Regions from separate parts of the Homo sapiens genome. Here region 1 is linked to region 2. The links are chromatin contacts, found by Hi-C in ENCODE. All regions are on one chromosome and are shown on one strand. Each heading gives the region's core, a stretch centred on a gene start or an enhancer-like site at or near the end of the contact. The rest is flanking DNA. Distances are from core to core; before and after follow the strand shown. Region 1 holds the start of CAT (catalase). Region 2 overlaps ABTB2 (ankyrin repeat and BTB domain containing 2).

What was found. Hi-C counts contacts between places; a loop is a spot of excess contacts on that map. Pooled maps may share reads with other maps.
Region 1: a loop to region 2 is called in a pooled map, with 2.1 times the contacts of the local background. The contact joins the promoter of CAT here to the enhancer-like site in region 2. A Hi-C loop is called at or near these places in 1 of 50 pooled maps.

Annotation. Positions count from the first base shown.
Region 1 is chr11:34,436,798-34,440,637 of GRCh38, reverse strand. CAT (catalase) reads right to left here and starts at 1,704. Exons shown (of 13, transcript NM_001752.4): 1 at 1,559-1,704. The coding sequence starts at 1,624. RefSeq lists enhancers at 1,372-1,671, 1,842-1,891.
Region 2 is chr11:34,337,400-34,341,609 of GRCh38, reverse strand. All of the region lies in intron 1 of ABTB2 (ankyrin repeat and BTB domain containing 2), which reads left to right. Among named protein-coding and RNA genes, the nearest start is that of ABTB2, 19 kb to the left of the region's middle. Within about 2 kb of position 2,274, at least 3 of the 41 ENCODE cell types and tissues checked have a DNase peak (open chromatin) inside an H3K27ac peak, as active enhancers do.

The sequences.
Region 1 (3,840 bases), core at 455-2,954, 100 kb before region 2:
TGAGTGGAGATCATACCACTGCACTCCAGCCTGGGCAACAGAGCAAGACTCCGTCTCAAAAAAAAAAAAAGAAAAGAAAAGAAAAAGAAAAAGAAAATATTTTGTTTTGTAAAAATCTCACTACTTTGTCCACACTTTTCTCAATTCACCGAGTATTCATGAAAACTTCAGTGTGAACCAGGATTTGCACCCACTGGGTAAGGAAAGAGTCTTGGGTCCAAGAAGCTGAATTCTAACCTTGTCTCTGCCACTAAGTAGTGGCACATCCTTTACTAAGACTCTACCTCTCTCTGGTTTACTTTAAGAGCTCATGAACCAACCTAATGGTATATAACAAAGAACAGGGCCAAGAGGGGAGATTTTCCAGGCCCTTGGAGGAGAATGGCAGCCTTTTCCCAAACAGGGAACCATTAAAGCAATCCATGAGCACTTAGCATTAATACCCCAGTTCACGAACCTGAGTTTTGAGCAAGAGCACTAGGCAGAATAGGGAAAACAGGGCTGCAGTCCTCTGTCTACCATTAACCAGCAGCCAGGGAACAGGGCAAGACCTTTAGACTCCCTGGGCCAATCTGCCAACAGTAGACTCAGACCAGATGTGGTCTCATCTAATCCAACCTCCTCATAGATGCCCTCTGAGACTCTGCAGCCGTGGGCACAGGCCAGGAATGCCTCCCCCACCACCAAGTTAAAATCCTACTCATTTAAAAAAATTCCTGTTCAAATGTCACCTGCTTTGTCCGGCCCACCTGGTCACTCCCTCTACATTCTACAGATAACCTCTATTAGAGCCCTCACCACGCTGGAGTGTAATCATCTGTTTATGTGTCTCGTCTCCCAGACTAGACTCTCAGCTTCTCAAGGGTGTTGTTCTTGCCGCACTGGAATTTGTACACCTTGCCCCGAACAGTGCCTAGCACCTACAGGTGCTCAAAGAATAGAATAAACGCATTAATCAATCCCTAATGTCACCCCCCAGCTCTAAAATGCTAGGCTTGACATTTTGAAGTGCAAATGAGACAATGAATGTAAAAGTTCTTTTATTTAGTCGTTTAATAATGTGCATAGTACGTACCAGTCACTGTGACTGGTGCTGGAGACCTCAAGATTGTAAAACACAATCCCTGCCCTGCTGGGACCCCACAACTATGAAAGCGTGTAAACAGTATTTCAAGAAGGGCACCATTAGAGCCTGGTTCCACTTCTCCCCTCACTGACTTCCTTGCAGCTGCAGCTCTCTGCCTCTTTCCCCATGAGCCCTCAATCTGTCCTCAAGCTGCGACCTCTGTCCCAGTTGGCAAAAGTGCAAAATTCTGAAGCAACCACCCGAGCCTGTCGCGGACAACAAAGCCTGCAGTCCCGCGCCCCACTACCCGGACCCCCCTCCCCTGCTTCGGCGAATGTAAAAGTCCGTCTGCACCGAAGGGGATCCCCCCTGCCCAGTGAGCCGCGGTACAGTCCCTCCAAGCGCCGCCCCGGGGGAAGCCGGGCCTTTACTTGCCGACGCCCCCGCTTTCTAAACGGACCTTCGGGCCCGCTCGGGGAGCACAGAGTGTACCTGCGCGGCCCGCTGCTCCTTCCAGTGCTGCATCTGGTCGCTGGCGGGATCCCGGCTGTCAGCCATAGCGTGCGGTTTGCTGTGCAGAACACTGCAGGAGGCCTCGGCTCGTGGGTCTCCACCCTCAGCAGGCAAATCTGCCTGTTGCCCCGAGTCCGTGGCGACTTCAGGCTCAGCCAATCAGCACCACCCCCTCGTCCCGCCCCCTCGGGAGGACTGCCTTCTGATTGGCTGCTCGGCGCTAGGCAGGCCAAGATTGGAAGCCCAATGGGCTCGGAGCAGGGCTCTCCGAAGGAGGCCTGAAGACCGGAGATACCCAGGAGGGTGCGGAAAGGAAGGGTCCCGCTCTGGCCCAGCAATTGGAGAGCCTCGCCCCGCCGGCCCGGGGTGCCCGGGATAGCCGAACCCAGGGCGGGGCTCCCGGTTATCAGCATCCTTCAGGCCGCCCTGGGACGCGGCCGTTGGTGGCCTGCCAGTTTTGCAGACGGAATACTTAGACCCTGCTGGGTGGGGCCTTGCGCTCCATAGCTATGCTTTCTCAGCTCTTAAAAAGTCAGCAATCCTGGGTTAAATTACTCTGTACAAAATTAAATTTTGCCATACGCTAATGTAAGTATTATTTGCAACCAAAGGATGGATGGATGCTTTTCTTTTTCTTTCTTAGCTCTTCTTAACTTATTCGTGGATTATCACTTACTAGACTAGTATACTAATTATTTAATATAAAAACACTCTGAAACGTTTATCTCCGTACAGATGGGTGTTGATTTCCTCCTTTACCAGAGAAAAACAACTTAACTTAGATGGGAAAAATGTATTCCCTTGTGATGGGAAAAATGTATTCAACTCTGGTACACTGCCAAATTGGCTTCTTTAAACACTGGAGAAATCTGCTTCCCCAAATTTTACCCCCAGGTAAGCAGGAATTTTGAAAAGCTTTGTGTCTTTAAAAAGCTATGTTGAAGAGTAAAATACTTAGTAATATATAGTACAATATTTAGTAAGTTACTGACTAGTTTGTCATTGTAATCAAAGAGTTTGAATGATTTCTACACCTCCTCAGGTGCTAGGATTTATCTTTAAGCACCTTAATATATATACATAGTATATACCATCATCTTCAAATTAAAAGTTATCAGCTTTTAATTTTTTCCAGTACAACTACATATAATGGGTGGATATATAATAGTGGAAACTTCACATGTTGTTCTTGATCTTACAAAAGTATGATAAGAATCTTGGGCATAAAAGTGGAACTTTAGCAGTTCATTGGAAAAGAAAGCCACAAATTGATCTTTAGCACCCTATACTTTTCCTATATTAAAAACAATTATAAAGATGCTGTTGGCTGTGTAATTTGGTGTCTTTTTCTACCTGCCCGATCCATACTGCCAAGACTGTAAACTCCATGTGGGTCAGGATCCTCCCATCCATAATTTATTGAGCACTTACTATATACCAGGGACTATTCTCAGCTTTTTGTATATTTGCTTAGTTAACCCTCCCAACAACCCTATGAGTTAGATACTAATATTATCTTCATTTTACAGATTAGGAAACAGAGGTATAGGGAGGTTAAATAACTTGCCCAAAGTTACACAGCTATTAAGGGATAGTCAGGATTCTAGCTTCAGCTGTTCATCTCCAAAGTCCACAGTTTGTTGAATAAATAAATGTTGAAATAATCGAGCAAATCATCTTCTTAACTAACCAACACAAATATCAACAAAATAAATAAGAGACCTGGAGTCATTTCTTAACCTTTATTCATTATATAAAAAAAAGCATGTTTTTTTTTCCTTTGTTTTTGTTACTATGGATTTGAATTCCTAAAGAATTATTTCTAGAGAAAGAAATGGAGAAACAAGACTGGTTTCTGATCTTGTCATATCTTGTATTTTAAAATAAAGGGCAGGCTTACAAGTAATGACAATAAATTTATAATGTTACATAGGAGGCTGGGTGCGGGGGCTCACGCCTGTAATCCCAGCACCTTGGGAGGCCGAGGCAGGCGGATCACTTGTGGCCAGAAGTTCGAGACCAGTCTGGCCAACATGGTAAAACCCCACCTCTGCTAAAAATACAAAAATTAGCTGGGCGTGGTGGCACACGCCTGTAGTCTCAGCTACTCAGGTGGCTGAGGCGAGAGAATCACTTGAACCCAAGAGGCGGAGGTTGCAGTGAGCCAAGATTGTGCCACTGCACTCCAGCCTGGGTGACAGAGTGAGGCTTCATCTCAAAAAAATTAAAAATTAAAAAAAGTCACATATTAGGTGGAAGTT
Region 2 (4,210 bases), core at 1,025-3,524:
AAAAACCATTTCCTCAGTCATGCAAGTCACATTTCTTGTGCTCCCTCGTCATATGTGGCTAGTGGCTACCATATTGGACAATGCAGATATAGAACATTTCCATCATCGCAGACAGTTCTGTGCAACAATACAGCCATTAGAGTGGGTCAGTGGTGGGTCGCTTGGGGCCAGCTTTCTGGGTTTTCACAGGTCTAAAAATTTCAACCATTCCCCAGCTTCTCAGAAGCCCTCTGTTTGCAGAAACAAGAAGATTCATGGAAATGGAGATTAAGGCCATTGGTTCTTGTGGCTCTAACCTCTGGACCCTTGACACAAGGTCGGGTTTTATCATTTCCAAGCTGCGTGGCCTCAGGCAAGTCACTTAGCCCCTCTCAAGTTGTTTCCTCCTCAGCAAAATGGTGTTTTAAAAAATACCTCCCAGGGATGATGTGACTATTTAAACAAAATAACAAAATGTATATAAAACAGTTAGCATAAGGCTTGGCACACAGTAAGAACTTAGATGTGTTACAATGTTTTACCTGCATTTTCTTCTTTGAGCCACACAGTATCCCGCAGAGGTAGATACTGTTGCTGATTTCAAGATGATGGAAGGGGCTTTAGGGAGTGCTATTGCTACCATCACTGCCACTGTTCCTACTGTTGATATTCCTAGGCTTGGGTTCTGCTTTTTCCTCTAAGGCTCATCTTTCCTACTGAGCTTGTTGACTGGCTTCTTGTCATAAATCAGAGGATGTTTGTTTGTTTGAACTAGGAGGTCTTCTGAGCTTTCATTCAGGGACTGTTTCTTCCACCATGGGAGGTGAGCTCTTTCAGAGGTGTTTGCCTAAAGCTGGCCTATTGGTATCTACCTGGAGAGCCGCCACCTGGACAGCTACTGCCAGGATCTGGGGCTCCTTGGAACTTGAGGTTAAAGTTTTTAGTGCTTCACATGACCTGTGGTCCTTTGGCTGAGTCTAACAGAGGCTTCACTGAGATCTTAGCTGAGGGTGGCTTTGGGAGGAGTATCTCTGAGAAGAGTAGGACCAAAAGAGTCCTCTCTTGAGCTGTAGAAAGGATCCTTCTGAAAAGATATTTGGTCACACCTGGGTCCTGGGTTGGTTCGCACCTTGACTCCCCCAGTCACTTGGCTAGATCATATAGCTAATTATTTAACTTTGCAATACCTCAATCTTCTCATCTGCGAAATGGCGATTATACTAAAACTACCTGGCAGGCTGGTTGTGCGAATTAAATGGGATGATGCTAAGTAAAGCATTTAGCCCAGCACATGGCAGGTAGCAGCCACCAGGTATGAGCTACTGTTGCCATCTTCATTATTGTTGCTTCCCAGCAATGGCATTTGGTGCACTATTTTTTCACGTATTGTTCGCATTTTCTCCTTGAGAATGTCTTATCTGTCTAGTCAGAAAAAGCGACCCAGAAGGGGTTTAGTGTGTAAAGTGAGTGTCTAAGTTAAACTTGCATATTATGGACTCTGTGTGGTCTTTTATTCTTCCTTCTTCCCTTCCCTTCCTTCCTGTCCTTTTTTCTTTTTTTGTTTTTGTTTGTTTGTTTGTTTGTTTGGAGGATGGTGGGGCTAAGAAGCATACTGTGCAGTTATCATAAAGCATGACTGTGCAGTTGTCATTCTGGTACCCCACATGGTGACCAGCCTGCCTCCTTCCTGCTGGTTCCAGCTGTATAACAAGCTAACAAGCACCACCCAGTCAAACAGTGTAATCAGAGCTGGATTATTTCTATAGGATTAATTTGTGGTGTGAAGTGCTCATGTATTTATGCAATTGCCACTCGTTTGCCAACATCCAGAATGTGCTAAATCTGCCACTAGTGATGAAATCCAAATAACTTGGAATCATATGTAGGGAATCCAGTAATTTTCATCACCATTGTTACAAGAGAGGAGTTTAAACTGGGGGAATCCAAATGGCACCGAGAAATGATGATATCCCTGCTTTCCAGGGATGATTCTACTCAGGGAAGCACCAATCTCAAAGAGAAAACAGGAAGGACACAAGGCCAGGATATTGCATGATTGTGTTGCCATTGGTGTAACTGGGTCCTCACTGAGGGCCCTCCCAGGCGACCACACCATCGTCTTTTGTGAGGCTTCTCTGGCACTGACAGATCACTCATAGTTAATGGGTAACTCAGACTCTTCTTGCCAAATAGTTGCTTTGTTTGTTATCTGTGCTGTGGTCGCCTTCATTGTCCCCACAGCCCCTCAGGCCTCAGAAGGATGTGGTGTGGAGTGGGGTGTGGTGACCTCTAGCATGAGCCCACACACTTCTTCCCCTTTCCCTTAAGTCACTCATTGCCGGAGCTGGCTGGTTGCAGAAACATCTTGAAGCACTTTAAAAATTGATGTTCTAGACTGGGTGCAGGTTCTCACACCTGTAATCCTAGCACTTTGGGAGGCCTAGGTGGGAGGATCACTTGTGGCCAGGCGTTGGAGACCAGCCTGGTCAAGATGACGAGAAATGGTGTTTTAAAAAATACCTCCCAGGGATGATGTGACTAAACAAAATAGCAAAATGTATATAAAACAGTTAACATAAGGCTTGGCACACAGTAAGAACTTAGATGTGTTACAATGTTTTACCTGCATTTTCTCCTTTGAGCCACACAGTATCCTGCAGAGGTAGATACTGTTGCTGATTTCAAGACGATGGAAGGGGCTTTAGGGAGTGCTCTTGCTACCATCACTGCCACTGTTGCTACTGTTGATATTCCTAGGCTTAGGTTCTGCTTTTTTCCTCCAAGGCTGATGAGACCCTGTCTCTATATAAAAGTAATAGTAATAAATAAGTTTTGAAAATAACATTAGTATTCTGGAACCCACCCTGAATCTATTAAGTGAAAACCTGTAAAAGTGGGGCTAAGACATCTGTTTTTTTGTTTTGTTTTGAGAGGAAGTCTCCCTCTGTCATCCAGGCTGGAGTATAGTGGTGTGATCTCAGCTCACTGCAAGCCTTGCCCCGGTTCAAGTGATTCTGCCACCTCAGCCTCCCAAGTAGCTGGGACTGCAGGTGCACCCCACCACGCCCGGCTAATTTTTTTTTTTTTTGTACTTTTAGTAGAGATGGGGTTTCACCATGTTGGCCAGGCTGGTCTCAAACTCTTAACCTCAAGTGATCTACCCACCTCGACCTCCCAAAGTGCCAGGATTACAGGTGTGAGCCGCCATTCCCGACCAGAACATCTGTATTTTTTTTTTCTTTTCTTTTTTGAGAAGTGGTCTCACTCTGTCACCCAGACTGGAGTGCAGTGGTGCAGTCTCAGCTCATTGCAACCTCCATCTCCTGAGTTCAAGCAATTCTCCTCCCTCAGCCTCCTAAGTAGCTGGGATTACAGGCATGCGCCACCACACCCAGCTAATTTCTGTACTTTTCATGGAGACAGGGTTTCACCATGTTGGCCAGGCTGGTCTTGAACTCCTGATCTCAGGTGATCCACCCTCCTTGGCCTCCCAAAGTGCTGGAATTACAGGTGTGAGCCACTGTGCCTGGCCGACATCTGTATTTTTAAAGCAACTCTTGCGGCGATTCTAGATAAACGGGCAGGTTTGTGAATTCCATCTACATCACTGGGGGTGGATTTTATTCTGCGCTCCTCTCACAGTATGTATGGGGCAAAGGACCCTCTTGAGGATGTACAGTTTGGGAAAGGCCAGTCTTTGAGGGTCTTCTCTGTGGGTGGTAAGATGGAGATCATGGTTAGGGTGATTTGAGTAGGGGGAGGTGGGGAGAGGTGTTAGAAAGATAACCAATGTTTATTGGATGCTATCTCGTTTAATTTTTCCAACCAAATGTGATGAGTCGGTGGTGATAAAAATATAGGTTGTTATTTGCCGAATGCCTACTATGAGGTGAGCAGGACACTAGTGATTTGCATGCAGTATCTTGTGGAATCCTCACTACAGCCTGTGAGCTGTAGGTCACATTATTTATCCTCATTTTACAAATGAGGAAACTGAGGCCTTGAGATAGTTGAAATGACTTGCTCGAGGTCACCCATACACACAAGTAGCAGAGCCAGCGTTTGAGATTAGTACTGTCAGACTTCAAAGCCCACGTTTTCCATGCTGAAAGTTTTAATCAAAAGCATTAGGCTATTGGGTCAAATAAGAATCCTGCATTATAAGTACAGTGTCAGAATTTTTTGAGAAAGCTGCTTGTGCCATCTTTCCTCAAGGTACGGCCCTTTGGCC